Regions from separate parts of the Mus musculus genome. Here region 1 is linked to region 2. Evidence: chromatin loops called from intact Hi-C (ENCODE). Cell type or tissue: heart. All regions are shown on one strand. Each heading gives the region's core, and the rest is flanking DNA. Links, peaks and the distances in the headings are about the cores only.

Region 1 (15,871 bases), core at 4,082-12,081, 360 kb before region 2:
ATTAGGTTGGACGCCGTTTTCTTCAAAGGTAGTCGGTGGAGACTTCTTTCTCATCCTCAGTGGTGGATACCCGTGGGGACCTTGGGGATGCTCCCTGAAGCCAGGACCTGCTGCATGGACAGGGTGATTTCTGCTGTGTTTGGAAGGCTTTGTCGGGAATACATCTGTATCTGGTTCTAAGCATCTACAAATGTTTCAGCTGGTCATCACCGCTAATCAAGGAGATCAAGCTGAGTTTGATATAAACTCTTGTTGTGTAAGTGTGTGTGTGTGTATGTGTGTGTGTGTGTGTGTGTGTGTGTGTGTTTAGAATTCTAGAAAGCCATGAGAACTTAACATGTCATTGTAGTTGAAAGATTGAAAAAGGCTGGTAAATCAGTCTTGACTTTTGTGGTGCCCAATGATGTTTAACATACATGTTCAGGTGACACGAGAAGGAAGGCATTGCTGCCTGAGTTTACAAGTCACTATTGATAATTTCACTCATAAGGGAACCCAGCCTTGTTGTGTAAATTTTACTGTGGGGCTGTCCCAGGGACACCTGATCCCAAGGGTCTTCTCACTGGGGCTTTATTCTTTTTGTACATGCATACCATATTACCCACACATCACAACACACACATACACACACACACACACATGCATGCACATGTACACATGCACACGGCCTTGCTTAAGACTCAGCCTGGCTCTTTTTTTTTTTTTTTTTTAATCAGCCTTTCTTTGTGGTGATTTTATAAACTCTTCTAAATTGCACCTTACAGAGATAAGATTCCAGTCTACCCACCACCCCCTCAAAAAACAAAAACAAACAAAAACAAAAACAACCCAAAAACCCCAGCAACAACAAAAATCAGTTTTTGGGTGGGTCAGCATAGATTTGGATTCCGGCGGAGTTTTTTGCAACTTCACTTAGTTGTGTCTTCTAGATAACTTTGGCTCTGGGTTTTGGGGGAAAAGAAGCTCATTCATTTACAAGGGACAAGAAATGATACGGTGTTTTCGGGGCATGGGCCCAGCATCCTGAGGGACCCCTAGCATCTGTAGGCAGCACCCATATGTTCCAATTACAATGGTAGCCTGCCAGATTGTAACTCATTTGTTCATGAGGGAGTTGGTAGTTCACTTGGTCAGAGAGAGTCAGAAGGGACCTGCCAGTGGGAACTCTTTGCCAAAGCCTCCGAGCCCCTGCAGTGTGATAGGTACATTTGGGAAACACCCCTTTATTACTAGTCACATTTGTTGGCATAGCAAAGGTATGCCTCAGGAAAAACTCGGCTGCGGTATTCATGGTAAACTCAACTCCTTGGTACCAGGGCAGCCATATGGCTTCCTGGAAGTCCTCCCTCTTTTAAAAACACAGTCTTAGCATGGCTCATTAGAGATCGTTCCTCACCTCCTTTTCAAAGCATGTGCTGTTCTCAGAGTGTTGCTTCTACCTTTAGTCCCCGGTCCTGAAGACGGTCCACTCTTTCTAGATCCTTTGAATTTTTTCCCTCGAGTGCGTGTGTGTGCCTGTGCATGTGTGTGTGCATGTATGTGTGGGTGCATGTGTGTTTGTGTGTGTTTCCTTTCCACAAGACTGTTAGAGTAGGTGTAGCCTTCTGACTTAGATGGCTATGTTGTTATGTCAGCTACCGCTTGCTTCTGCTCTTCTCCGAGACTGCTACCTGCTGAGAGACCCTTGAGACATTCCAGAGACATATCCTATCCTACAGGCTGACTCCAGGCACCAAGAATGGATCAGCGGGGGATGGGCCTCCCCACTCCCCCTTTTAAGCACATTCTCTTAGTAAACTTGCCGGCCTTGATTAGAGAAAACTTGTCTTGGCCTCATTATTTCTCTTGCAGTCTAGTCTCTTTCAGCCCCAGCCTGCCTTCCAGAAATACTCGGTTCATTTAGGCCACGGTTCCATGCTTCGAATCAATGCATTGCAAATTGATAGTTGGGAACGTTTAAACTGCTCCTCTGAAGGCAAGTTTGAGTTTTAGTAAGCTGTAAAGCTATTTTATTTGGTTCACTGTGATTAAGCAAAGTACAAGAGGGGGGAAAGGAGGTGTGTGCGGGGGGGGGGGACAACAACACATCTCGGATGTAATCACCTTTGGAAAATTCCAAAGTCTTAGTATGTCCTTGTGACACAAAACCGTGGATGAGAGACATAGATGGGCTATCTCTAGTTGCATAACTGTTACCATGCTCCAAAAATAAACCACCTTTTCCACACCTGGACTCTAGTGTCAAACCATGTGTTGATTTCTCTTGTCAGTTCTTTTCTCCACTGTTCCCCCCTCCCAGCACCCCCCCCCCCAGGTTTAACAGGGTGGGCGAGAAGTCTTGGCTAATGTCCAGTTTCCGTACTCCCTCCCGGGGGGGGGGGGCAGCTGTGATATGCTAGAGCCTGCCTTCCCCCTCCCCCAGAAGTAGCTGGACTCCTTGCACGTTAATGAGCAGGCTATTCCCAAGACCACAGGCTGCTCATCAGTTGGCTAGACCCATTCCACATCCACCAAAGAGACTCCAGAGTTTAGCTCCCCCTTCGAAACTCAGAAGCCGAGGGAGCTCTTCCCAGTGTCTCTCCCCAGGGGAGGGGCCAGGCTGTGCTTTCCCAGAGGCTCCATCTGGAAGGAGGTTTGAGGCTGAATCACAGGATTTGAGTGTTGAGCCATAGAAGCAAGAAAAGCTGCTGCTTTCAGTACTGTTCTAAGTAAAGTGAAGTCCAGCTTCAGTTTGATGTGAAGTCAGATGGAGTGCCGTGGACCAGATGTCGGCTGGCATGGGTAGTTTGGATGAAGTCACAAGGGCTGGTAATCTCTGAGAGAAGAGTCCCCTATGGGAGTAGAGGGGAGCGACAGAGATCTTAGAGAGGGGAAGGGACTTTAAGGAACAAGGAAGGTAAGATTTAGGGACTTGGAGAGGTTCATGGGCATCACGAATCCCACCACAAGGGGGCTCCATGGAGCCAGAATCAGGTCTGTAATCCGTGGGGTCTTGTGCAGCAATTTCAAGATGGTGACAGTGGAGCATTAAACCAAGCACGGGGCTCTTCTAAATACAGAGTCCTGTGTCACCGCACAGGACACCTTCTATGAAACTCTAGAAAGAAGGTAGGCACGAAGAGATCACTCTTAGCACCCAGGGTGAGCTCAGCAAAACACGGAGTGATAAGCAGTCATTGTCCAACACACTCGCTCGTGCACAGACACACACATACAGGCACACTCACACGCACACACATTTATGCACACATGCTCTAAACCATGCATGAATATGCACACACTCTAAACACAGACACACAGACACACAGACACACACACACACACACACACACACACACACACAAACAGACACAGACACACAAGTGCATGTGTGGTTTAGAGCATGCATGCACATGCAATACGAATGCACAATGCACTAAACACACACCTTATAGCAAACCCAAACAACAACAGCAACCAAGTCGTGGGCATCCAGAGCAGGTGCTAGGCCCCCCTGCTCAAGAATGAGGGGTCCTTCCCAGGAGGTCTCTGACCAGGCCTGATACAGGCTTCTAGAGTGCAGAAGTCAAGAGTTTTGAGCAAACACACAGGGAATAATTCATGTCCAAATGGGCAAGAGCTACCCACACCTGGCAGCAATTACGTTCTATTAGGCAAGGTTCCTTGGCTGCCACCCTGGCTCACAGAACCAAACAGCAGGAGGCCAGAGGTGGACGCATCATTTGAGGCTGCAAAGTCCACCAGGTGTCTCCTGCCTGTTTCCTTTTGGATCTGCTTCTTAGATTGTCTTCCTTCCTTCCTTCCTTCCTCTCTCTCTTTCTTTTCTTTCTTTTCTTTCTTTCTTTCTTTCTTTCTTTCTTTCTTTCTTTCTTTCTTTCTTTCCTTCCTTCCTTCCTTCCTTCCTTCCTTCCCTCCCTCCCTCCCTCCCTCCCTCCCTCCCTTCCTTCCTTCCTTCCTTCCTTCCCCCTTCCTTCCTTCCCCCTTACTGTCTCCTTCCAAGCTTTTCTCTAGACAACGAGAGCTATTCTGCAGGCAGGTTCAAGCACAAATTCTTTCAGCTAAAGATTCAAGAAGCAGCCTTGAAATAATCCTGGGGAAGAGTCCTGAGTGACCCGATGTGGGTCACGCACTCATTCCTGAGCCAATCAGTCTGGCTCTCACGTCCACCTCTGGCTAGCACATGGGTGTAAATTGTGAGGGTTTCTTCACAAAACTACAGGGTGGGTGGACATCGGAAGGAGGGGAGCAGATCCTTCAAACAGATAGAAGGCCATCGTCCAGACAGACAGACAGAACACCTGTCCATAACTATGTTCAAACCTGAGGATTGAACCAAGCCTTAAGATGTCCCTAGCAACCTCCTCTTCTATTTGGTGACCCTTGTATCTGCTTATCCACAATTAGGTGGGGAGGATGCCACCCAACGCCCCTGTGGCTGTGGAAAAGAGGTTTTTTGGAGTAAAAGACCGGCTTTGCTTCCTTTGTCTTACATCTGAGCTGATGTTTCCGAGTTCAGGACACTCACTGTCACAATGGCTAAGTGTGAAGGGGCAGCTGGAAATGAAGGGCAATGGACCTGACCCCACTGGATAAGTAATTTGTTGTGAGTTTCCGGAGACACACAGATGAGGGACACCTGTCCAAGTCTCACAAACAGAAAAGGTGCTGAGAAAAACAGAAAGACAGCAGGCAAGCATTCAGAAACCTGCGAATGCCATGCTTAAGTCTGGCCGGCTGGCTGACAGTGACTGGTGTTGCTTGACTGACAGACACTGACTGACAACATCACTGAGTCATGGCCCCAGTGACCCACTAATGGATGTCTTTGGATCACTGAAACAGACAGATGGACACTGACAGTAGCTGGCACCAACACATTCACTAAGCTAACACTAATCCACTAACAGTGACTATGTCATTAACTGATGGACAAGGATTGTCTGAGTGACAGTGATGGTGACTGACTGACAGAAAGACAAACTGGTCTGATTCACTGACTGGCACTTACCAGGTGGCTAGCAGTGATTCATTGATCTATGGACAGGGATTATTGCCGAAGACCCTCTGGGCCCCTTTGTCTTCGTGGAACGGGTCTCTAGTTGCGGGTGGGCAAAGCGTCAGATGAGATGACAGACAGATGTACACAGGAGAGGTTGTGTAGAATCTGAATGTAATTTGTCAAATCGAGCATCAAACTTTTTGTACAGAAGACAATAAGGAAGTTGGGTGACACATCGGCAAGGTACAAATGAGGTTACAGGATGCTTAATGACTCTTACACAAAACAGAGGAATGAAAACGCAAAGACTGGCAGGAACTGGGCAATAAAATAACTGAGACAGAGTCAGCCCTATCTAAGGTCAACTATAGTCTTAGAAGCCAGGTGTGAGAACTTTTCACTCCTAGGGCAAGGGCTTTCACACCCAAGTCATGGTTCTAACTAGGGAGTTCCTTTCTAGCTAACCATCTCATGAATAATGCAACACTCTAAAACCACAGCCCGATCTACTTCCTAAACCATTGTAAATTCCTGTATATGGGAGCGACTTGGCTTTTATTCTAAGTGATAGTTTAATGCCAGAGGCAATTCTGAATGTCACTGAATAGCAACATTCTTACTGAATTTCCAAGCCCATGGTCTTGCTCAAGGACTTTCTAGGACTGTTGAAACACTGGCGAAGGCTTTAGCTATGTCAGAATTCAATCTTAAAAGGCACTTATAATAAGATAATCCTAAAAGAGAGCACGTGGATCCATACACTAGACTAACCCGGGAATGGAAAATTGATGTATGGGTTAGAACGCCAGGCTCCAGGAGTGAGTTTCCATGAAACTCTTCTGCCTCATGAGTAGCTTCCAAGCCTCAGCCTGTCAAGTTGACTCGACCGGAGTGCGTGGCAGATTATGACTGGCTGACTCTGAGTGACTGACATTGATTATCTAGTTGGCTGTCATTGAGTGACTGTCGCTGATCATGACTCCCTGGTTGGTACTCAGTTAGATGGATGCTGAGCACACCCAACTGGCTGCCCGACTGGCTGTTGAAGACGATTGCTCCAATAGGATCACTTACTCATGATCATTCCGATTTTATCTGCATTCAGAACGACTCTAGAATATAGTATTTGTGTGACTATGGTGAGTTGCATCAGTCTCCACAGCTAGGCAGTTGCTGAGAGGCAGTCAGAGTCGCATTTCTCCACAAGTCTGAGGCCACACAGCAAGGGAGCGAGGCTTTCTTGGCAGAGGTTTTGTTCTTGCTGTCCCTCCCCTTTCTCACTGCCACTATCACCATCTCTCATTTCCTCCCGGTCTGGCTCCACTCAAAACCACTTGTTTGTGAATCCTCTGGACTCCATGTTTTGCTTGACCATGACTCTTTTCCTCCCCCACTTTCCTTGGTCTCTTCCCTTACTTCATCTCTCTCTCCCACCCTTCCTTCAGCTATGCTCCATGATTCCTCAGCTAACAGCACTGGAATCTCCTCAGGCTCCTTCAAAGCTATCTTTTCTTAGCTTTTCATCCCCACATTTCCACACTGCTTCAGGGCACCCTTGCAATAGCTTTGTTTCTAATGGTTGCTTTTCTTTATTGGGTACTGCTTTGTAGCTAGGCCAGACTTACTGAGCAAGCCACACACACTTAAAATGTATAGATTCTGCCTTATGCTGGTGTCCCAAACTTCCTGGTCAGTCAGGACAGGGGAGGCAATGTTCGAGAAAGAACAGAGTTCAGAAGCCCCTTGTGACATTGGCTCTAACTAATCACACCACAGCATTTCACTTCCTGGGCAGAGATTGGAAGGCGCTTCTTACTCAGCTCCTGGAAGACTCTCAGAGAAGGGCATTCATCACAAGCCATTTGTGGCGACCAGAGAGAGATGCTGACTGACTGAGGACTCTGAGGGCTGGAAGACTTAACAAAAATACAGTTCATTCAATGAACACGATGTGGTAAATTCTTAAGATGATATTGTTCAACGGCGCAAGAGTTGACCATATATTGTGAAGTAGGAAAGTAGATTCTTTGAAAAAGAGATGTATTACATGATATGTTCCAGGAAGCCATTTTCTGCCTCCCAGTGTTCCTTGAGTTGGTTCAACTCCAGGGAAGACTTTTGGGGGTTGGGGAGGAGGTTGTTTTCAAAATAATTCTTTACAATCTGTTTGCTGCAAATGCAGTGGTTTATGGTGTTGTAGAGCTCTGACATTGGCCAAGCTCTGCCAGGCTCCCTGGGAGGTTTTTCTTTGCTTGTTTATTAGAGGAGCTTATAAGCTTCAGAGCCAAGAGACCCAATTTCTTGTATTCATCATCAATTCACACCCAGGATAGGGCTCCTAGTGTTTGGCCTGTGACCCATCTCAGAAGAGTCCCCCAAAGAGACTCCCAGAGCTGCTGTCTTCAGCACCCTGTAGCCTACACTCTGGTTTCTCCCTCTTTTTAGGCACCAGCCTCTTCACTGCTGACTGGCTGAGAGTAAGCAGAGTGTACGGTTGTTATTATTATTATTAAATAATTTCCATTTATACTGATAGATTATAAGAGTATCTGGCACTCTGGAAAGCTGGACTGGTTTATAAACTAGGGAGGGTCAGAGGGGGCTCTGGGGAACCCCAGGATTCCTTCTTTGGGCCTGTAAGGGACTGCATGACTGTTGGGCCTTATTTGGCCAGATACTGAGGCCTAGTGAGGAAGCCTGAGCCTTTGCTCGAGTTTAGAGACCTGTCTTGTTCACTTCCATACTGGAGTAACTCATTCACTTCCAACCTGCTTAAGCCTGCCTCTGCCTAGCTACCGCTGATGTGTCAATTTCTTATAGGCCCCATGAGATCACCACCCCACATATCATCTCACCTCATACCCTCCATCACTCTTCCCCACCCGCTATGTCATCTCACCTCACCAAAAAAATGCCCACCTCCTTCCCAACCCTATATAAAAAAAAGACTGATACAATAAAAGGAGTTCCTGCTTTGACAGACTCCCAGCTCTGGGTGGTTATAGCTGTGACACTCACCATCCCGATTCAGCCCCAGAGAGACTCAGCTGGACTCGGTGCTCTCCTCTAAGGCCAGCAGAGAGCCTGCAATGACTTAGTACTTTCATGTCATATGAGCAGATGTGAGAAGTACAAACCAGCACCCACAGTCCCACAATGTTCTGACAATTTATTAATTTGATACTGAGACCAGGTAGAGGATTGACATCCTCTTCCACTCCATATCCCTTCCCCAGCCTCAGCTGGAGCTTGGTGTGGTGAATGAGAGGTAAAAATGCCCAGGAGACAGAGCAGTATCAGATTCCACATGAATTCACCTGCTTTAATTTGCAGTTGTTTTTTAAAAATTAAAAAAAGTTATTACTTTTACTTTTTTAAAGTCCAGTCATTATGATTTTTTTTAAAAATTAAGACCAAAAATCTAATCAAAGTGGATTATAGGACTCAGTGTGAAAACTAATGCTATAAAAGCTCATAAGTGCCCAAGAGACCTGCCTCCTGAGCTGAATGTGTGTTACAGTGTTCCATACCCAAATACCGCTGGGAGAGAGCTGGTCTCCCAGGATTTCGGACATGCCTGTGAGCACAGGTAAGACCACCACTTCTGTTCAAATTCCTGGCCCAAGAGAGACCTGCCCAGAGCCATCAGGACACAGAAACCAAGGGACATCTGGGGACAGGATCCTTCTGGTTTCTGTCTGCACTGTCAAGCTGATCCTCCAGGGCCATACCCAAATTCCTCCAGGAGAGAACTGGTCTCCCAGGAGTACTGACACACAGGCTTGCAGGAGGGACAAGCCATGGTCAGAGATAGCAAGACAACTAGATGTCGAGAGGCAACAACAAGAACATAAACAACAGAAACCAACATTACTTGGCATCTTCAGGACCCAGTTTTTCCACCACAGCAAGCCCTGGTTACCCCAACACACCAGAAAAGCAATACTGATTTAAAATGACATCTCATGATGATGATAGAGGACCTTAAGAGGGACATAAATAACTCCCTTAAAGAAATACAGGAGAAACAGCTTGAAGCCATTAAAGAGGTAACACAAAAATCCCTTAAAGAATTATAGGAAAACACAACCAACACAGGTGAAGTAAATGAACAAAACCATCCAAGATCTAAAAATGGAAATAGAAGCAATAAAGAAATCACAAAGGGAGACAACTCTGGAGATAGAAAACCTAGGAAAGAGATCAGAAGTCATAGATGCAAGCGTCACCAACAGAATACAAGAGATATAAGAGAGAATCTCAGGTGCAGAAGATACCATAGAAAGCATTAACACTACAGTCAAAGAAAATGCAAAAAGCTCCTAACCCAAAACATCCACAAAATCCAGGACACAATGAGAAGAAGAAACCTAAGGATAATAGGTATAGAAGAGAGTGAAGATTCCCAACTCAAAGGACAGGTAAATATCTTCAACAAAATTATAGAAGAAAACTTCCCTCACCTAAAGAAAGAGATGTCCATGAACATACAAGCAGCCTACAGAACTCCAAATAGTTTGGGCCAGAAAAGAAATTCCTTCCATCACATAACAGTCAAAACATCAAATGCACAAAACAAAGAAAGAATATTAAAAGCAGTAAGGGAATAAGGTCAAGTAACATATAAAGGCAGACCTATCAGAATTACACTAGACTTCTCACTAGAGACTGTGAAAGCTAGAAGATTCTGGGCAGATACTATTCAGACTCTAAGAGAACATAAATGCCAGCCTAGTTTACTATACCCAGCAAAACTCTCAATTACCATAAACAGAGAAACCAAGATATTCCATGACAAAAACAAATTTATACAATATCTTTCTACAAATCTAGCCCTAAAAGGATAACAGATGGAAAATGCCAACACAAGGAGGGAAACTATGCCCTAGAATAAGCAAGAAAGTAATCTTTCAACAACCCCAAAAGAGGATAGCCACATAATCATAAAAATAACATAAAAAATAACAGGAAGTAACAATCACAATTCCTTAGTATCTCTTAACATCAATGGACTCAATTCCCCAATAAAAAGACATAGAAAAAGAGACTGGACATGTAAACAGGACCCAGCATTTTGCTGCATACAGGAAACACACCTCAATGTCAAAGACAGAATTTTCCAAGCAAATAGTCCCAAGAAACAAGCTGGAGTAGCCATTCTGATATAGAATAAAATCAACTTTTAACCAACAGTTATCAAAAAGGATAAGGAAGGACAGTTCATACTCATCAGAACAACAATGCTCCAAATGCAAGGGCACCCACATTTATAAAAGAAACTTTACTAAAGCTCAAAGCACACATTGCACCTCACACAATAATAGAGGGAGACTTCAACACCCCACTCTCAGCAATGGACAGGCCATGGAAACAGAAACTAAACAGAGACATGTTGAAACTAATAGAAGTTATGGACCAAATGGATTTAATAGATATCTATAGAACATTTCATCCTAAAGCAAAAGAATATACCTTCTTCTCAGCACCTCATGGTACCTTCTCCAAAACTTCTCCAAAACATATAATCGGTCACAAAAAAGGTCTCAACAGATACAAGAAGACTGAAATAATCCCATGCTTCCTATCAGATCACTACAAATTAAGGCTGGTCTTCAATAGCAACGAAAACAACAGAAAACCCACATATATATGGAAGCTGAACAACATCCTATTCAATGATAACTTGGTCAAGGAAGAAATAAAGAAAAATATTAAAGACTTTAGAATTTAATGAAAACAAAGGCACAACATACCCAAACTTATGGAACACAATGAAACCAGTGCTAAGAGGAAAACTTATAGCTCTGAGTGCCTCCAAAAAGAAACTGGAGAGAGCACACACTAACAGTTTGACAGCACAGCTGAAAGCTCTAGAACAAAAAGAAGCAAATACTTTCAAGAGGAGTAGACAGCAGGAAACAATCAAACTCAGGGCTGAAATCAACCAAGTAGAAACAAAAAGAACTATCCAAAGAATCAATAAAACCAGGAGGTGGTTCTTTAAATTCTTAGCCAGACTAACCAGAGGTCACAGAGACAGTATCCAAATTAACAAAATCAGAAATGAAAAGTGAGATATAACAACAGAAACCGAGAAAAAAAAAAACCATCAAATCCCACTACAAAAGCTGGAAACTTCAACAAAACTGGAAAATGTGGATGAAATGGACAAATTTCTAGCCAGATACCATTAGATAAACGATCTAAACAGTCCCATAACTCCTAAAGAAATAGAAGCAGTCATTAAAAGTCTCCCAACCAAAAAAAGTCCAGGACCAGATGGGTTTAGTGCAGAATTCTATCAGACTTTCAAAGAAGACCTAATACCAATACTCTTCAAATTATTCTACAAAATAGAAACAGAAGGAACACTACCCAATTCATTCTATGAAGCCACAGTTACGCTTCATCTTCTTCCTTGGAGATGGAAAGGTTTCTGTCTAATCAGGAGCCTATCACAATTTCCTTTCATTTATGTTTTTTTTTAATGTTTGTAGAACATGATTTTAATATTTTCGACTGTTGATAGTAAAAAAACAGAATAGTTATTTTAAGATATATTTCATTGTTATGTCTCATTTTTCATTTCTGATTTTGTTAATTTGGATACTGTCTCTGTGCCCTCTGCTTAGTCTGGCTAAGGGTTTATCTATGTTGTTGATTTTCTCAAAGAACCAGCTCCTGGTTTGGTTGATTCTTTGAATAGTTCTTTATGTTTCTGTTTGCTTTGATTATTACCTGCTGTCTATTCCTCTTGGATGTATTTGCTTCTTTTTGTTCTAGAGCTTTCAGGTGTGCTGTCAAGCTGCTAGTGTAAACTCTCTTCAGTTTCTTTTTGGAGGCACTCAGAGCTATGAGTTTTCCTTCTACCACTGTTTTCATTGTGTCCCATAAGTTTTGGTATGGTGTGTCCTCATTTTCACTAAATTCTAAAAAGCCTTCAATTTTTTCTTTATTTTTTCCTTGACCAAGTTATCGTTGAGTAGGGTGTTGTTCAGCTTCCGTGTATATGTGGGCTTTCTGTTGTTTTCGTTGCTATTGAAGACCAGCCTTAGTCCGTGGTGATCTGATAGAATGCATGGGATTATTTCAGTCTTCTTGTATCTGTTGAGGCCTGCTTTGTGACTGATTATATGGTCAGTTTTGGAGAAGGTACCGTGAGGTTCTGAGAAGAAGGTATATTCTTTTGATTTAGGATGAAGTGTTCTAAAAATATATGTTAGATCCATTTGGTTCATAACTTCTGTTAGTTTCACTATGTCTCTGTTTAGTTTCTGTTTCCATGACCTGTCCATTGATGTGAGTGGGGTGTCGAAGTCTCCAACTATTATTGTGTAGGGTGAGATTGTGCTTTGAGCTTTAGAAAAGTTTCTTTTATGAATGTGGTTGCCCTTGCATTTGGAGCATAGATGTTCAGAATTGAGAGTTCATCTTGGTAAATTTTTCCTTTACCAGTATTAAGTGTCTTTCCTTATCTTTTTTAATACCCTTTAGTTGAGAGTTGATTTTATTCGATATTAGAATGACTACTCCAGCTTCTTTCTTAGGACCATTTCCTTGGAAAATTGTTTTCCAGCCCTTTACTCTGAGGTAGCGTCTGTCTTTGACACTGAGGTGCATTTCCTGTATGCAGTATAATGCTGGGTCCTGTTTGTATATCCAGTCGGTTAGTCTATGTCTTTTTATTGGGGAATTGGATCCATTGATGTTAAAAGATATTAAAGAAAATCGATTGTTACCTCATGTTATTTTTGTGTTAGAGGTGGAATTTTGTTTGTGTGGCTATCTTCTTTTGGGGTTGTTGAAATATTACTTTCTTGCTTGTTCTAGGGCGCAGTTTCCCTCCTTGTATTGGTGTTTTCCACCTATTATCCTTTGTAGGGCTGGATTTGTGGAAAGATATTATGTAAATTTGTTTTTGTCATAGAATATCTTGGTTTCTCTGTTTATGGTAATTGAGAATTTTGCTAGATATAGTAGTAGTCTGGGCTGGCATTTGTGTTTTCTTAGGGTCTGTATAACATCTGCCCAGGATCTTCTAGCTTTCACAGTCTCTGATGAGAAGTCTGGTGTAATTCTGATAGGCCTGCCTTTATATGTTACTTGACCTTATTCCCTTATTGCTTTTAATATTCTTTCTTTGTTTTGTGCATTTGATGTTTTGACTGTTATGTGATGGAAGGAATTTCTTTTCTGGCCCAAACTATTTGGAGTTCTGTAGGCTGCTTGTATGTTCATGGACATCTCTTTCTTTAGGTGAGGGAAGTTTTCTTCTATAATTTTGTTGAAGATATTTACCTGTCCTTTGAGTTGGGAATCTTCACTCTCTTCTATACCTATTATCCTTAGGTTTCTTCTCATTGTGTCCTGGATTTTGTGGATGTTTTGGGTTAGGAGCTTTTTGCATATTCTTTTCCTGTAGTGTTAATGTTTCCTATGGTATCTTCTGCACCTGAGTTTCTCTCTTCTATCTTTTGTATTCTGTTGGTGTTTGTTCTGTCTATGACTTCTGATCTCTTTCCTAGGTTTTCTATCTCCAGAGTTGTCTCCCTTTGTGATTTCTTTATTGTTTCTATTTCCATTTTAGATCTTGGATGGTTTTGTTCATTTACTTCACCTGTTTGTTTGATTGTGTTTTCCTGTAATTCTTTAAGGAATTTTTTGTGTTTCCTCTTTAAGGGCTTCTAGGTGTTTACGTGTGTTCTCCTGCATTTCTTTAAGGGAGTTATTTATGTCCCTCTTTAAGTCCTCTATCACCACCATGAGAAGTGATTTTCAATTAGAATCTTGCTTTTCCGGTGTGATGGTGTATCCAGGACTTGCTATCGTGAGGGAATTGTATTCTGATGATGCCAAGTAACCTTGGTTTCTGTTGCTTATGTTCTTACGCTTGCCTCACCATCTGGCTATCTCTAGTGCTACCTGCCGTGGCTATATCTGACTGGAACCTGTCCTGCCTGTGATCCTGGTTGTGTCAGAACTCCTCAGAGTTCAGCTGTCTCTGTGATCCTGTGAGTCTGGGATCCTGTGATCCTGAGATCCTGGGCTTGTCAGAGCTCCTGGGAGTAAAGCTGCCTCTAGGACCCTGAGATCTTGGTGGGACCAAGCTCCTGGAATCCCATGATCCTGTCATTCTGTGGACCTGGGTGTGTTAGAGTGCCTGGGAGTGGAGCTTCCTCTGGTTGTTGTGGGACTGGCTTCAGAGTTTGCACTTAAGGTCTGCTGAGGGCACCAGCCCAGACTGGAAGGATCTGTGTCTCTGGTGGGGTGGAGTTCCTGGGCGCCTGAGTCCTGCTGCTCCCAGTTACTCCTGGTGTTGGGCAGATGTTGTGTTCTCCTCACCTCTGATCCTATGATTCTGGGAATGGAGCTTCCTCTGGGTGTTGTGGGACTGGCTCCAAAATTTCCTTCCTTAGAGGACTTCATAAGAGATTTTTTTCTACTATCATGTTTTATATTCCAAATAGATTTTAAAAACTCGTTGAGTGCATACTACTTTTAGCTTCAGAAGATATCATTTATATTTAAGAGGTATTTAACTATTATAAATTATTTTGATGACTTAAAATGTCAATACTGAGTTGTATATTTTAAAATAAATTTTATTAGTTTAATAAAAAATGAGATCTAAAAAAAGCAATATTGTGCTCAAATGATGAAGGTACAGCTACAGCCTGTACCATAGCAACAATTTAATATTATACTAAAATGGCATCATTTAAACAGAAAGAATGGCCCAAGATGAGACCATGAGTTAAAGACTTTAAGTCACAGTACCAACAGCATGATCTAGCACACAAAATGTGGTAACCTGACCTGCTCTCTGGAAGGCAGTGTGGAGAGAACAAGTCAAGCCACAAATGGGAAAATTTTTTATCCTCTGTATTCGTAAGAGGACACATGTACAGAATACACCGAGAACCCCTAGAAACCAACCACTAAACTAATGAAAACATGGATACATAGCTTTATTTAAGAAAATACTGAAGGGAGATCGCTCAGTGGTTAGGAGCCCTTGCTGCTCTTGCAAGGCACCGGAGTTCAGTCCCCGCACTGTCAGGTGACCCACATCTGCCTATAACTCAAGGTTCTGGGTTTCCAATGCCCTGTGATGTGTAAACCCACACAGGCACACATATATACACAATAACAAAAAGCTTTTAAAAAGATATGAAGCTGGTGGGATTGCTCATCAGGTAAAAGGCCCTTGCCGTGGAAGCCGGGTGACCTGAGTTCAGTACCCGGAACACACATAAAAGTGGAAGGAGATATTGACTCCTTAAAATTGTCTTTCCATCTCCGCAAGCAGGTGGTGGCATGCAGTTCCCGCCCATCGTAGTAAACAAAACAAAAAGGTAAAACTCTGTGTGTGGCCATGCATTTGAAAAGATGCTCAATATTCTTAGTTCCTGACAAAATGTTAACGAGAAACTACTACATATGTATTAGAAAACTTACAATTCAAAAAGATCATATGAAAAGACCATTTCTCCTAGCCTCTACAGTTATGGCTGGGGCAAGGAGGTGGAATGTCACTATTGTGACCACTAGGTGTCGCTGTTGCAGCATGGCTCGTTTACCTGGGTGCCACACTTTCTGCAACCTTGGCTCCAGGGAACACTTGATCGGACAACAGTTGATGATAGAACATGGTAAGTAAAGGCACATTTACCACTTATCAGATATAATAACAGCACGGATACCATGGATAACTAGAAAGGCAAATTAAATTCATTTTCATTTTATATCCTAACTCAAACTTTAAGCATATAGAAAACTCCAGAGAATATAGTTATGTGCTTGAATGGAATCTTAATATCGCTCACGCTTGAGTTCAGTAATAATTATAATTTTCTCTAAACAGATATTGAT
Region 2 (15,871 bases), core at 4,511-12,510:
TGCCCAGCATTTGACTACTGAGTATATCATTAAGTGAATTTGAAAGTGACTTGGACCTTTTTTTGTTTTAAAGGAACTCTCCAGATGTGCTTCTGCCTTCTTGAGGCCTGACCTTCCTGTCTCTGATGGCATTAAGCTGACGCCACAGGCATGCAGAAGTTGTCAGTAAACCAATGAAACCCTAGGTGGAACGAGACATGGAGGGCACCGGTCACATTAGATATTAAGTTCAGCCTGTGGGTGTGGATGCCTGAGTAACTTTCCCACTGACCCTCATCACCTTTTAAAAGCAAACTGTTGAAAGGTGAGAGAGAGATGGCAGATGATGTAAAAACCATTATACCATGTTCACGTCATGTGGATCCTATACCTCTGTATTGATGCTAAAGACTGAGAACGAATGGGAACTGTAGACCCCATCCCACCCCTACAGCCACAAACACAACAGAAGTCAGGTTACTTACAAGACAATTCAGTTCTGAGATGAAACAACACGGATGGCATTTTACAACAATTCACTATTCCTTGAAGATTAAGAGCTGGTAGAAATTTTAGGCTGAGCAGAAGGATCTGTTTAGCAGAAACTTCACAAATCTGATTTATGTTTTATGAGGAATTAAATTACAGGGCTTTTTTTTTTTCCTTTTTAAAACTCTGGACCATTAAAACCAACCATTCAGCCAAAAATGTATTTGGGATTTAACATTTTCTTTTGGAAAAACATTTTTAAAAGTGATGAATTCCAGGCACTAAAGGGCTGTGAAACTCTATTTTAACAATATGATGGGGCCTACCTTCAACCAAAGCAAAGTTAATAATAATATGGTCTAAGATCAAGGCTAATAGCACATGGGGCTCAGTATCTACTTATAGACACTCTGGGAGTTGTGCGGTCTTTGGTGATAGCCATTGGGGCTGATTCTGAGTTGGTAAGCTAATCTTCCATGATCGATGCCAGAAACCAACTCACATGCCCTACTATACTTAGGAAACAATATCCTATGCTATAATGTGGAAATCTAGAAGTGTGGGTGAGCCAAGAAATCACCCTGAACAAACACAAGATTTCATCACCACGTGGAGTGTCAGGACTCTGTTCTGGCTCTAAGAAGATGGGCAGCCTCAGCCCATCAGAGCTGGTTCTGACTCAGAGCCAGTCCCAGACTCCTCCAGGTTGTTTTCTGTCAGATCGCACCGGGATGGGCCAGGCCTTATGTTTCGGTAGCCTACCCCTCTTTAGCAGGACTCACTGTCAGGTAGATGGATGAGAAAGTGGACAGGACTTTACCTCACAGGACTGGGACTCCTGAGCCAATGGGAGAAGCTATGTCAATGTTTATCAAATAAGTTCTAAATCCTCCACCCCCATGCCATGCCCCACAAAAATCACCTCAGATGAATACTTTTGTGAACTACTATGAAAACAAGTTGTTAGAAAAAAAAAAAAGCAACCAATAACCGTGGTCTTGTCAGATCACTGTGTAGGTTCCCAAATGCGAATTCTCGGTCTCTGTTCTCATCTCATCTCATGGGGGCTGGCAGCAGGCTGCTTGTGAACTGGCACCATTCCATGTTCTTACAATTTGGGTCATAAGTTGACCCAAAAAGCTTGACTTTGGCTTGGGTCACTGCAGACACAAAGGCCCCATTGGGACATGATCCCAGACAAAAGCACCATTCCTCCCGTGACTCCTAGGTCAAGTGACAGTATTCCCAGCCACACCAAGGGGACAGGCCTGGCCAGGGACACCTTTCCCTCCTCCCGCACTGAGCCTTTGAGCATCTTTCTTTGACTTTATTTTCTTTTCAAACTCCTTTCTGGGTAAATGCAGGAGATTCCAGCAGCCCCAACACCCTGGCTCATATGGAATGTATTTAGAGAGAAGGAAAAACTCCAATGGTTATATGATTTTGAACTGGCTCGGACACAGTGTGGCTGGAATTTCAGCACTGGCTTTTGTTTACGTTCGTCATGACACATTGGTTATAGAAGCTGTTGCTACTGCTATGCAAACAGCTGTAGCCTAGACCCTTCAATGGTTTTGTCTTCTCCCATACATTAGCTGACTGATGGGGTTCACCCAGCCAGGGCCTCAGCTCTCTTGCTTGGAAGCCTTCACCATGGCTCATGGACATTTCAAAGGCATTTCTCCCAAAAGGAACATCTGCCAGCATAAGGCACTGAAGGGTCTCTTCTCATCAGACTCAACTGATACGATATTTTTTGGCACACATACACACATTGTCTGTTTGTTTGTTTGAGATAGGTTTTCTTCATATAGCCCTGGCTGTCCTGGAATTCTCTCTCTAGACCAGGCTGGCCTTGAACTCAGAGATCAGCCTGCCTCTGTTTCCAGAGTGCTGGAATTAAAGGCATGCCCCACCACTGCCTGTCAGCCTATATTCTTAAGAGTTATCTTTCTTCATCAGTTTTTAACCTATGAGCCTTCTCCTAAAAGAGCTACCATGTGGGTGCTGGGAATTGAACCCAGGTCTGGAAGAGCAGCCCGTGCTCCTAATCCCTTTGCCAGCTCCTCTTTAATGGTAGCTCACCACTGTCTGCATCTCCAATTCTAGGATCCCACATCCTCACACAGACATACATGCAGGCAAACCACCAATGCCCATAAAATAAATAAATGAAAAAAATTTTAGATCCTTAAAGAAATAAAACAAGAAATGATAAAAAATGGGGTTGGAGAGAGGAAGGAGAAAAGGGTGGTGTGTGTAGAATGTAATTATGAAGAAATTCACATAGGCCAGATCAGTAATGGAGACAGGCAGCCAAGCATCACTTCTCAAACACTCAGGAATTGCAGGAACTGACTTGCCGCTAAGGTTCAAATGGCCCTTCCAAGATGCATGCTGAAATGTTCCTGCCACTAGGAGCAGGCCTTGAGAAATTATTAGGTCAGGAGGAGAGATTAATGCCATCATTTGGGGAGTAAAAGCAAGGTTGGCAAATGGCTCCCTATAAATCAGAGGACACCGGGCCCCTTCCTCCCTGTCTTAGTCACTGTTGTATTGCTGTGAAGAGACACCAGGACCAAAGCAACTCTTATAAGAGAAAGCATTTAACTGGGAGGATTGTTTGCAGTTTTAGAGGTGTAGTCCATTCTTATCATGGTGGAGAGCATGGTAGCATGAACGGCGCTGGAGCAGTAGCTGAGAGATACTGATCTGCAGGCAGAAGAGCGAGAGCAGGAAAAAGGGAGAAAGGGAGAGGGAGGAGAAGAAAGAGGGGGAGCAAGAGGGAGAGACAGAGACAGAGAAAGATGAGAGAGCAAGAGAGCAGGAGAGACAGAGAGACAGAAGCAGAGAGAGAGAAAGAGAGAGAGAGCAAGAGAGCAGAAGAGTGAGTGAGTGAAGGAGCAAGAAAGAGAGAGACAGAGAAACACACAGAGCACGTGCAAGAGAGTGAGAGTGTGAGAGACAGGCAGAGAGAGAGAGAGATTGTGTGTGCGAGTGAGAGAGAGAGAGAAAGACAGACACAGGGAGAGAGAGAGCAAAAGAGTGACAGACAGAGAGGGAGGCAAGGAGGGAGGAAGAAAGAAAGGGAGAGAGTGAGAGATTTTTGAAACCTGAAAGCCTACCCCCAGTGACATACTAACTTCAAGGCCACACCTCTTAATCCTTCCTAAACAGTGCCAGCCATTCTTATTCAAATCACTCCCCTCCCCCCACCTCCTGATCCTTTCTGCCTTGCGGCAAGGTTTCCCTCAACCGACAAGGCCTAGGACGTCCAACCCTCTAGAACCACAAGCCCAGCAAACCTGTAGTTTTTATGATATTCTGTTACAGTAGTGGAACATGGGGCAGGACACCCCAGACTCCACCATGTGCCTTGTATTAGGAGGTAACGCAGGGACACCTTACAGTAGGATGAAATATCAAGTCAAAGCCAGGGTCCACAGGGAATAGGAGACAAGATCTCTCTCTCTCATTCTCTCTCTCTCTCTCTCTCTCTCTCTCTCTCTCTCTCTCTCTCTCACACACACACACACACACACACACACACACACTGAAAGTGACAGAGCAGAGCTGTGCAGGAGCTTCCAAGACATGAGCTCAAGCTTTAGCAAGAGGTGAGCAACTCTGAGCCGGAGGTGGGGTGTAGGGGGAGGGAGAACTAACATCCGATAACACTGAAATGATATTAAAATAATATTGATGTAACATCAAGACTTGATAAGTAAAAACAAATCTCAGTATTTTTTTTTAAAGAAAGACATTAATTAATTCCAGAAAAAGCAATATCTGCTGCTAGAAGTCAAACATAACTGTGAAATACTAGTGAGTAACTGTGATATACCGAGTGGGTTGTCAGCGAACCCCGGCAGTGAGGCCAAAATGCCTATCGTATTAGGAGAGCAGGGGGTAGGGGGAGAAGTAGAGGAAAAAGTGATGAAATAAAAGAACTAAATAACGTCTTGTGTAATCACTTAAGAGGTAATATCCTGTGCACACTAGCAATAAATGGCACGGTGTTTGGAAGACCCACATAACCACACTCACGGTGGCTAGCAGCCTACAGAGCTGAGACTGAACGGAGATTGGAACAGTAAAGGCCAATTCCTGGTGCACATCTTTTTTGAATATATTGGGTCTTATCTAAGGGTCTTAGTTCACTTTAATGAACAGTTAAAAACAAGGTAAGACTCCAAGAGCAACGACTGCTCTTCCAGAGGTCCTGAGTTCAATTCCCAGCAACCATATAGTGGCTCCCAACCATCTGTAATGGGATCCGATGCCCTCTTCTGGTGTGTCTTAAAGACAGCTCCAGTGTATTCATAAATAAAATAACAAACAAACAGACAGACAGACAAACAAAGACTCCAGGAATCTGTGCTTTGATACGCGGTCCCGGTCATGTCTGCTTGACCAAACGTGGAGGTGAGCAGCCTAAACTCCCACTGTCTCCTCACCATCAGGGTCACACTGGATTTCTCCGTAGGTTTGTGGAGAAGAGATGAATGCACTAGACACGGTCCACATGGCACCACTTGGCAGATGGTAATGCCAGTGTCTGACTTTTTTTTTTTTTTACTGTACCCTTTTACAGTTTGCTACTAGACAACTTTGTAACACTAGACAAACTAGGGCATCGTAGCCCGACAGAAACTTCTGAGGGCCTACAAAAACACAGACCAAGAAATGAAATGTCTACTTGAAAAAGATTTGGCTAGAAAAAATTAGAACATTCGGCTGTACAGCGCTGAGTCAGACAAAAATGGGTTAGAGAGCTGCACCACCCACTCCTCGCCTGGGCTATGTGCTGCCTCTCCCCCATTCCTCTGTGCTTGGATGTGATCTCTATGCAGAGCCAGTGAAGGGGGTAAAGCCACAGCCCAGAGTACAGAGACAGTCCTCAAGTTCTCTGTCAAGAGCCCCATCTGCATCCTGGGTGGGTAGAGGCATTGTGGCATAGGCCATGAATGGTAGAAGACTAGGAAGGCCTTATTAATATCAGCTGCCCATCTCCAGGGTCAGGTCTAATCTTGGCTCATGCTTTAGAAGTGGGGCAGCTTTGTAAATGAGCAGGGAAGTCTACAATTGTAACGTATGAGGTATAAAGTCATCCCTTGGTCATCATCTCACGCAGTGCAAAGCATGCGACTGTCAGTGTGATTGAAAACAACTTGGGGTGGAAGCCATTACATTCTAAAGCAGAGGAAAATAACCTCAGAACACAGATGGCTGCTATCTCCTCCACTTCTCTGCCATTAGACAGCTTTCATTAGGGGAAACGACTCATAAACGGGGAAACTTTCCCAGAACACTGCAAATTTGGAAGGTATGGTGGAGTGTGCATTTGGGGTTCTCTGTAAGGGAAAATTGGGACCCAGAAAAGATCAAGGCCCAGGGATGAAGGATGGGTTAGAAGAAAGTGGTCTAAGAAGAGGATCCCAGGGTTTCTAGAGGACCAGGCCAGGGAGGGATGGGAGCAGCTAGGGAATCCTCAATTCCCTCACCACTGGGCATGGCAATTTTGGAGGTCGTTGGCTGGCGTCTAGAGGAGGAGAGGGAAATCCCAGAAGTCACTGCCAGGCCCACAGAAACTGATGGGTGCAGGCAGAGAAGCTGGAAGGACATCGAGGGAGAAGAACTTTGGGTGCAAAAGCTCAAGACTGGGAATTGCCCCCAAGCACTGAAAGGAAGCGAGAGCCTCTCCAGTCAGGATAGGAAGCGGGCAGGGCAGCACACCCGAGACTGGTGTGGATGACATGGGTCTATGTTACATCACAGGAAGGGTAGATGCTGTGGCCTTGTACAGACTGAGGCAAAGAGAAGTGTCACTGAACCTGAGAGGACTCTGGGCTCAACTCGGGGAGTCAGGACCAGCAGGCATGAGCCGCTGCAGGCTGCAGTAACCTGCTCTGTTTTGCATACCATGAAGGCTTCCACACCCATGTGACAAACTCCTACACAACCTTTAAGCCAGGGCCTGAATACCCCTACTGGAGTCATGTGACTCCAGACTAAGGGATGCTATTGTACTTGGTTTATTTTTCACACCACCCTGTCCCAGGGCTGGCAGAATTCAGATATCTAGATTTATATCTACACATGTTTAACGTGTTCAATATTATTAGAAAAATCAATGTTCTCAGCTGAGTCCTCTGTGTCGCCATCACTGTAGAGACACCTCACAGAAGACACTCTAACCTAGAGGAAGAACGGCCTTAAAGCAAGAGCAGCAGACAAGCAAATGAAAACTAGGTTTGAAAACAATATAGTCATGGTCGGTGCTATTTCCAATAAAACAAGCAACAAGAGGAAGCAGATAAAACACACAGAGAGAGGAAACTTGCCTTCCCCCCCCCAGCCCCAGTGTGGTGTGTGTGTGTGTGTGTGTGTGTGTGTGTGTGTGTGTGTGTGTATGTGTGTGCCCGAGTTAGGCTCTCATCTAAGCTTTCCTAACATATGCATAGAGACTGCAGGCACATAAGATAACAGTCCTATAAGCTGTATTGGGGTGCCAGGCTGCAGTTACAGGGTCCCATCAGCCCTTGCAGGAATCTATTCTCTAAATATAGCACTCCAGGCTTCTGAGAGCAAAGGCAGAGAAGCTCTTCCAGGCAGTGGAATTTTCCACTTTGCCCCACAGCCACTGATGCGTCATCGGTTGTACCTAGGATCTAGAACTTCCCTCTATCTCCCTCGGCCATCAGAAGGTGCCACATTTTCAAAGTGGCTTAACCAGAGGTGACCTGTGGACATTTCTTTCTTGTTTACTTTTCTTCCAGTATTAGGACTCGAACCCATGGCTTCATGCTGCCAGGTAACTATACCCTCAGACCTTATGATTTCCTTGTGGTTTTCTTGCATAAACTTTACTTTGACTGCGACCATTTACAGATCTTGTCTTCAAGCTTTCGCCTTCAGTGGAAACACACCGTGAACGCGTAACAACCATGAGCCCGTGATGGTGAGGAGGATTTTTTAGAAGGACTCGGCTTTGTGGTGTTTTGTGGTGGTTCTGGGAACTCAGGCTTGAATGTCACCTCTGTTACTTGGGGTCGTAGCACTGTACATGGGACTCGCTGACTGGGCGAGGGTTACGGCCCCTTTAAAGCCAGGATCCTTGTTTAGGAAAGGGAAAGAAGATTTGCTTCCTCACCTTAGAGGATTCACTCAAAACCCAGCAAGGCTGGCTATGTGGAGCTGTGTGAGCTTCTGAAATTCGATGCACATGACCCCTCTTTAGACGCTGTGGCAGGTTTGTGATCCAGGACCATACTCAAGAAAGGATAGATCATGAGTCTGCTTGTTTGAGCTTGGATAGGTACACATAGACACACGTAGACACAGATATATATATATACACAAAAGGATACACATATACACAGACATATACACTCATATAGACACACACAGAGACACATACAGATAGACATACACACACATTCATATATAGACAAACACACAGAGACCCATACATAGGCATTCACACACACAGACTCACAGACATACACACGCACACACGTACATACACAGTCACACAGATTTCATAAATACACATACACTCATATATAGACATACACATGCACAGACACACATACATACATAGTCACATACAGACATACACAGATACACAGACACATACAAAGACACACACAGAGACACACAAATACGCACACATACATACCCACATGTGATCCACTGTTAATATTATTAGAATCTGAGCTTAGGACTGAGCTAGTGAAAACTATCTGGAGACTATGGATAGGAGATGAAGCATGAGAAGAGAGGGGTCATACTATCAGCAATGATAATTATCTAAAGAACTTCATTGGCTTCTGAAGTTATATTAATTTCTTCTGGCATTATTAAATTACTTTAAGGTTCCAGGAATTTTCAAAGCTTTTGTTTTAGGTCAGCAACAATAGAAAATATGAAATAAAAATGGAAATGAAAGATGAAAGGCAGCACCTGTTTAATATGGGTATTTTAGAATTGTAGATAGGTGTGTTCTGAACTAACAGTACATATACATGTGTGCATAAACATCACATAGAGACTAACTGGAGATGAACATATTTGATTGTGAACTCCTACACCTCCAATACCAGTGGCTCCCATAAAATGCAAGTTAGATGTCTAAAGTTAGTGAAATTTCAGGTTGTTTGAACTGGGCTCGCATATCTATGTTCAGACAGTAAGGATGATTCCTCTGCTCTGCAGGGGCTGAGTTTTGACTGGAAACCATGGGTATCTCCTGGAGAAAATAGAGCAATGCTGCCCCCTGCTGGAGAAAGGCTAACAGTGCCTTAACATTCTGATGGATGTTTGGCTATGGAAAACAAACTAGCAAGACAGAAACCGTGAATCTCCCTTCATTAAAATCATCATCATTGTAATAAATATTTGCATTTGGGCATGCATTATCTATTAAATGGCAGGTACACCGCAAGACCCAAAATTCAGCACCAGTTAAGGGGAACTGGTCCCGAGTCAAATCTCAATGGTGGACTTCATTTCAAAGTCCTAACTCTCGGACATTTCTGGTAAGAATTCAGACAGTTTAAGCAAGTTCCTACTGACTTGGATGATATGTGCTCTTTATCTGCTGATCAGGCATGTCAGTGTGGCAGTGTTTCCAGTTAAGGGTCTCCCTTGAGAAACACAAAATTCCCCGGAAGAGAATGCTTCCCCTTCTCCTAAGACAGAAATAGAGAAGTGTAATGTCTTCACGGCAGAAGGGCCATAGTCACAGATCAGCTGTAACTGATGAGCTAAGATGACACTCCTCCTTTCCTCTTCTCTTAGTCTTGCCCATTTGCTCGTCCCACCTCTCTCTCTCTCTCTCTCTCTCTCTCTCTCTCTCTCTCTCTCTCTCTCACACACACACACACACACACACACACCTCATCTTCTGCCTTCCTTCACGCTTCCCTCCTTTTCTGGCTATAGAGATTACAGCGAAATCTAAAGTCATGTTTTTTCACAGCTATGCCTGATGATAGCTCATCACTGAATGCTCAATATATCTTAAGGACTATGGATTCTGCCCCTTTAAGATAGGTAACATTTATGCACATTATACAGACGGGGAAGGCTGAGGCTTCAGGTGGGTACCTTGCCATGGCCATACTGCTAATAAGTGACCATGCCTTCTGACAACCTTTAGTTAACCACCACGATAAACACAGATGGCATGGAGAATGAAGACTAGAAATGACCAGCAGGGAGATCTTTGCCTTGATCACCCTGGTAGCAGCAGCCCCAAGGAAGATAGAATTCTGGACAGTGAGCCCTCTCTAGGCTGCAGATACAGATGGATGATCTCCATCACCACACAAAAGGCACTGTGGACTACCCAGGACTACGAGAGGACTGTGGGAACTGGGGGCTGAACAAGGAGCTCAAAAGCACACCGCATGAGACCTTAGATCTCAGCGAGACAAACCCTGAAGGTCACACAGTAAGAATGTCACTGTTCAGGCTACACATCTGACCCAGGGCAGAGAATATGCCAGGAGAGCTTCCTGGCTCAGGTTAGCACTCTTTCATAAGAATGACTTTTAAAAAATAATTATTATTCATTTATTTTATAAGTACACACCAGAAGAGGGCATCGGATCCCATCACAGATGGTTGTACACCACCGTGTAGTTGCTGGGACTTGAACTCTGAACCTCTGGAAGAGCACTCAGTGCTCTTAACTACTGAGCCATCTCTCCAGACTTCAAGAATGACTTTGGTTATATAGAAACCAAGCATTCATTCAGTATTTGTTTTAATTCTGTTGGATTTTTTTTTCTTTAATTTCTAGATTGGTAAAAACTAGACTTTAAATGGTGTGGTACACCATTTAAAAATTTTCTTTTATGCATCTGTTACTTCTAGCAAATGCTCTCATTTGAATACTGCAATGCAAATTAACTCACAAACACTGTAATACTGATCAAAGACCTTGAGGGGTGGGGTGGGGGTCTAGCGGTCACTTATAGACAATGAACAAGCAAAAAATCTAGCTGGCACAACATTTGACGTGTCCTTTGTCATCCTTACCTGTAAAACGTGCGAACATATTTTCTAAAACAGCCCCTTGTAAATGGACTTAGTTTGCGAGGTTAGTACTTGAGTAGATGGTTTGGAATTTATTTTGATGGCTGCCAACTGTGTTCCCCAAGCCTCCCCTGAATGCCTACTGAGTTTCCCATCATGCCCCAGGGCTTATAATTACAATGGAAACAAGAAGATGAATACTGAAGTAATTCTAGTAATGGAAAGCATTTCAAACACAAGGTAAAAGGAGAGGACACGTGAGTTCTCAAGCTTTTGAAGAAGGAAAGTTATGGGTTTCACCAGGCCACACAGTTCCGTCCACCAGCTAGGTGGCGCTATTGAACAATACTAACTTGGTTACTATTGAACAAGACTAACTCAGTTACTGGTCCCGCCAGAACTGCTTCTATTACATATAGTCAGGTGCTCTTTGTTTTTAAATTAACTTGCTTATTTATTTTAGCTGTTACCATCAATCCCTGCAACTTAGCATGCAAAATGAGGCCTGAGAAATTTCTGTCAGCTCACAGTATGCTAGGTTTGCTTGCTTGCTTGCTTTGGTGGCACTGGCGATCACACTCAGCACTGTGAGCATCGTAGGCAAATGCTCTCCCACTGAACCAACATTTCAGGGCTTGGGAGCTGAGGAAAGGAGACACAGACACATTAAAATTCATGGCTCAGAAATACCGCGGTCTTTCTCTTCCCTTCATCGTAAGGGGCTTCGTACAGAGGGACTATAGACTTCTCTAGGTTGGCTTCTGTTTTTCTTTCAAAGGGGGCAGGGGTAAAAAGTAAAGATCATGGGGATTTAGCAGAAAGAAGAAGGGGTGTGTGATGATCTCATTGTAAACCTGATTGAATTGGGTCATCATGAAAATATACGTTTGGGTGTTTTCTGAAGGTGCTTCCTGGAAGGTTCAATGGAGGAGAGAAAACCATCTCCTGGTGGCCGCTACCATCCTGTGGGGTGGTGTCCCAGACTGAGTAAAGAGAGGAGGGCTGACCACTGGCTCTTTCTCTTCTTGCTTGCAGACAGCTGAGGCAACGCGAATAGTGTGACTGTAGGATCTGGGGATCATAGCCAGGCTGTAGGCCTGCTAGGAAAGAGCTCGACCAGCGAATTGCGCTATCAGCCCTAGAATTCTTGCATACGGGGAAGCTTCAGGATTCTAGTGTGCCGTCCACGAGAACAAGGCATTCTGGTGTGGACAGGTAGAAGAGCGCTACACGCCCTTTCACCTGTCTGACCTTTAACCCACCAATGCATCATGGTGACAGAGCAATATTGCACGTTGTGTCTGCAGAAGTCTAAATAGAACAAGAGGTTGGTCAGGAGTTTCTGCTTAACCCACATCCTCTACCTTGGGGGACGCGGAGACTATTAGGACAGAGGAACCGTTTGCTCCCTTGGCCTTCGGCGTCATTGTAAGGGAATAGCAGAAGACAATGCCAAGCCACCACAGTACACAGAAGTTGCTGAACTCTCCGTCCGAAGTTCATTTGGTCATGCATGCACACACTTCACATCAGCAGAGAGCTAATCTGGGGTCATAAATTGTATTGCCACAATCTCTACTCAGTAACTGAGTTTAGAACAGACAGCAGGGGTCTTGGGAACCCCTTCTGTGCCAGGAATTATTCTTTTTTTTTTTTTTTATCACTTTGCTCTTGGAAAAGAGCTAGGGCACCCCAGATGCATCCTGAAAACAGATTCGATGTACCACACCACGTAACCCCATGGAGCAGCTGCACCAGGCTTCTGGAAGCTTTTCATCCTACTACACAGGAATACCAGATGTCCCTGACTCCTCCTGAGGACTTTACCACATCGTTACTGCCAAAATCAAAAGGGAAAGAGTTTTAATTTACTGGTGGGAAGACGGTAGCTGTAGGTCAAAGAGCTAAGGGTGACCCAATCTTCACAGGTCTCCTCTACTTTAGTGAGTGTGCTTACAGATCGTGGGGTCAAGGCCCACCGTTTCAGAGATGCCATCCATTTAGCTGAAGAAAATAGAAAGTTAATTCAAGCAGCAGCTAGGTGCATGCCCCTTTGGATACACTTGTCATTGGAGGCTTATATGTGTTTAAAAACAGATGTTTTGTTTTTTTGTTTTTCGAGACAGTGTTGTAGTCTTGGCTGTCCTGGAACTCACTCTGTAGACCAGGCTCACCTCGAACTCAGAAAACCGCCTGCCTCTGCCTCCCAAGTGCTGGGATTAAAGGTGTGCGCTACTACTGTCCAGCTTAAAAACAGATGTAAATGGCTTCATATCTTGCCATTTAACAGATGTCTGGATAAATATGTGTCACCAAGATTCAGTCAGCTCTTTATCCCCACCTCCTCTCTTTCTCCTGTCTTTCCTTCACTTACAAAGAGAGGGTGGGGGAGGAAGAGGGAGGAGAGGAAGAGAGAGAGCCAAGACAGACAGACAGAGGACGGGTCCACATAAGAATGCCTGAAGTCTTCCTTTACGACTCTAATGTAGGGTAAACCCTCTCTAGGGCTGCACAAAGAGAGGGAGGCTCACAGTGTCTCACAGAGCAGTCATCAGACACAGCACCATGCTGACACCCTTCCCATTCAATAGACTCGGTAAACTCCTGCATGTGTCTGTTATCAGAAGGACAGAGGGAGCTCTACTTCCAAAGCCCAGCTATTGAAGACTCATTATACGTCTAGCTCTTCAAACCGATTTTCTGATAGGAAGGCTCTCAGCAGGGCTCACCTTTAGGTTTTCAGGCACATTCTTACATGCAGATAAATTAGATTTTCATTTCAGGAGAGAGCTGGGAGGCTTTTGAAGAACCTGTCAGGCCATCTACCCAAATGGCAGGGCCGCAGTGTAACAGGAAGGGCAAAGACAGGCCCTGGGGATACAGATGTGGTTCCAAGTCCACCTGACTGTCTTCAGTCCTTGGGAGGGTCTCCTCTGTTGGCTATTTCTACCAGGCCATTTGCCCTCACCCATTTTCCAGCATAACAGCACAAAGCCGCAAACCGATTGGGAAATAAGTATGCAAGACGTGCTGTGCAGAGTAGATTAAGGAACATAGGAAAGAGTGTGGCAAAAAAGCATCTTTCTCTCAAGCTAAATAATAATGAGAGGAAAATAAATGATGGATTTCTGAAAGTAATTATATTCACAGTGACACTGTGGGCTGTCCTGTGATCGCTTTGCCGCTCTCTATTTGTCGTTCCTACTTGGGGAGCACTTGGTGTGTGAGAGCAAAATCTTAATTGCATTTTCAATTTGTTTCCCTATCTAATCTACTGCTGGGGTTTTACACGCCAGAGTGCGTTTGTCAATGGCGCTTGGGCCAGAGCTGCCCCATCTCAAGCAGCTCTTGCCCTACTGCTGTTTGCATCCAGGAGCTCCAGGTGTGCGCACACACTCCCCACCCTCTGTTCACCCCGGCACCATGCTGGTGTAGAATGTTGTGAACTTCTGTTTTTAGGGAGCAGGACATAGCCATGGGAATGCTAACCATGCTAACCATGGTGAGTCTGGGTTTCACCTTAGAGTCTGGGGTTTGGAATTGAAAGCTCATGCCACTCTGTCGTTGAAAGCCTGGGGGACACAAGATGTCACATTGTATTTTCATCTCCCAAGTCCTTGTCCAGGCTGGAAAGCCTTATCGGGACCCTACCAGGGAGAGGGCTTCCAGTGGCATTACCTGGGTCCTTGTAGATGCTCAGCACACCCTTGAAGTAATGAGGTAAAAATCTTTCCAGTAAGAGCAGCACATCTTCCAGCTCCTCCAGGATCCCCACGAGCAGGAAGTTTTCGTTCACGTTCAGCTTGGCCCGCTCCAGCGCCCACTCGCCGGGCTCCCTTGACAAGACAAGAAAGTTGCTTTACCACAAAGACCTGTGATGTGCAGCAACAACCCGTGAGGCTAGTTCTAGAACTGTGCGGTCTTCCCTGGTTTCTCTAGCTGACGTGCGTCTCACATGTGCACAAGGGCCAGGGCCTTGAAATGAATATGCCTCTCTAAGTATTTGGTGAAAGACAAATACAGGCGCAGACACTTAGGTCCTGAGCAGATGGTTATCATGGCTTTTTAAAAAAAATAATTAACTTAGTTTATGTATGTGAGTACACAGTCGCTCTCTTCAGACACACCAGAGGAGGGTATTAGATCCATTACAGCTGGTTGTGAGGCAGCATGTAGTTGCTGGGACTGGACTTGAACTCAGAACCTCTGGAAGAGCACTCAGTGTTTTCAACTGCTGAGCCATTTCTCCAGCCCCTAGAATAGTTTATTTATTTTTTATTTTTATTTTTATTTTTAATGGAAGAACGAAGTAGAACAAACTTAATGAAGTTAGAGTCACTGGCAATACGTTTGCAGTGATCAAAACTAGTGTCCCATAGCATCTGCTAGTCATCTCATCATTTAACTGCTTTAGCATTAACGTTGTTGCTTTTGTTTGTTTGGGTTACAGAGGGAAAGAAGGGCATTTCTGTATAAGTGCAGTTTGGGGGAGTTTGGACTAGCCACTTTCGCTTGCGACACCACCAATAGCAATCCTCTCCTGCTCCGGCAACCCTTGCCTGCTGTCCAGGATCGGAGTAAAAGTTCGACAAAGTGAGATTATTGGTGGAGGGAATCTGAAGAACTGGGGGGCAGGTGAGTACACTGTCCAAAGGAGACAGACAGAGTGAGACCCACTGTAAGGAATAAACACTCCTTGGAATCAGCATCTCCGTTGTAAGGAAAACGGAAGTAACTTAACCCTGAATTTTCTCAGCAGCAGACTGTCATTGATCATCAGTGTAAATACATGGGAAAAAGATCCAGGATGTTGGTAATGTCTACAATTTACATCGTAAGGAGACTTTCATGCTTCAGTAAGCTAAGCAAAACAACAATCAAGATTAAAGAGAAATGAGAACATAAGCCAAAAAAAGAAAGAAAAAAAAATCCGAGCCTGTGTCACAGTTTCAGTTAGCTATTCCCCTATGCAGGAACACAAACGCTCTCTACTCTTGTCTGTGTTTTCCCAAAGGAAAACAAGGGTTAGTTCTGCCACACAGTGATTCATTGTTGCATCTCTTTCTGCCCCAGGTTGTAGATGTGTACTTAGAACAATACATCTGATTTCAGCCATGCTTACTCCAGTACCACCAACAGAACGCCTTAGGAAGGCTTGTGCCTGCCCCGGGGTTTGCTGCTTCCACAGGAAGTCACTGTGTAAGGAAGGCTCTGTGTTCAAGTCAGGGCAGCTTGCTCATTAGAAAGTTCTCTCCTCTCTCTGTAGCAGTCGTTCTCAACCTTCCTAATGCTGTGACCCTTTGATACAGATCCTTATCCTGGGGTGGCCCCTGACCGTAAATTTATTTTTGTTGCTATT

Evidence for each region. Peaks named below come from ENCODE experiments on the same cell type or tissue, not always from the same donor. Only the 100,000 strongest peaks of a DNase experiment are listed, where the experiment ranks them.
Region 1: it touches region 2 in a loop (4-fold over the local background); 38 of 42 quality-filtered maps call a loop at or near these places.

What each region holds. Positions count from the first base shown.
Region 1 is chr10:7,868,165-7,884,035 of GRCm38, forward strand. Zc3h12d (zinc finger CCCH type containing 12D) reads left to right here. Exons shown (of 6, transcript NM_172785.3): 6 at 1-2,233. Among named protein-coding and RNA genes, the nearest start is that of Gm24726, 28 kb to the left of the region's middle. In heart, for the core only: no CTCF peak of the experiment used is centred there; no DNase peak of the experiment used is centred there.
Region 2 is chr10:8,231,713-8,247,583 of GRCm38, forward strand. Ust (uronyl-2-sulfotransferase) reads right to left here. Exons shown (of 8, transcript NM_177387.3): 7 at 14,191-14,348. The region is part of intron 2 of 4930573G07Rik (a long non-coding RNA gene); the gene reads left to right. Among named protein-coding and RNA genes, the nearest start is that of 4930573G07Rik, 30 kb to the left of the region's middle. In heart, for the core only: CTCF peaks have their summits at 8,750 (motif pointing left) and 10,837; no DNase peak of the experiment used is centred there; H3K27ac peaks cover 1,071 bases.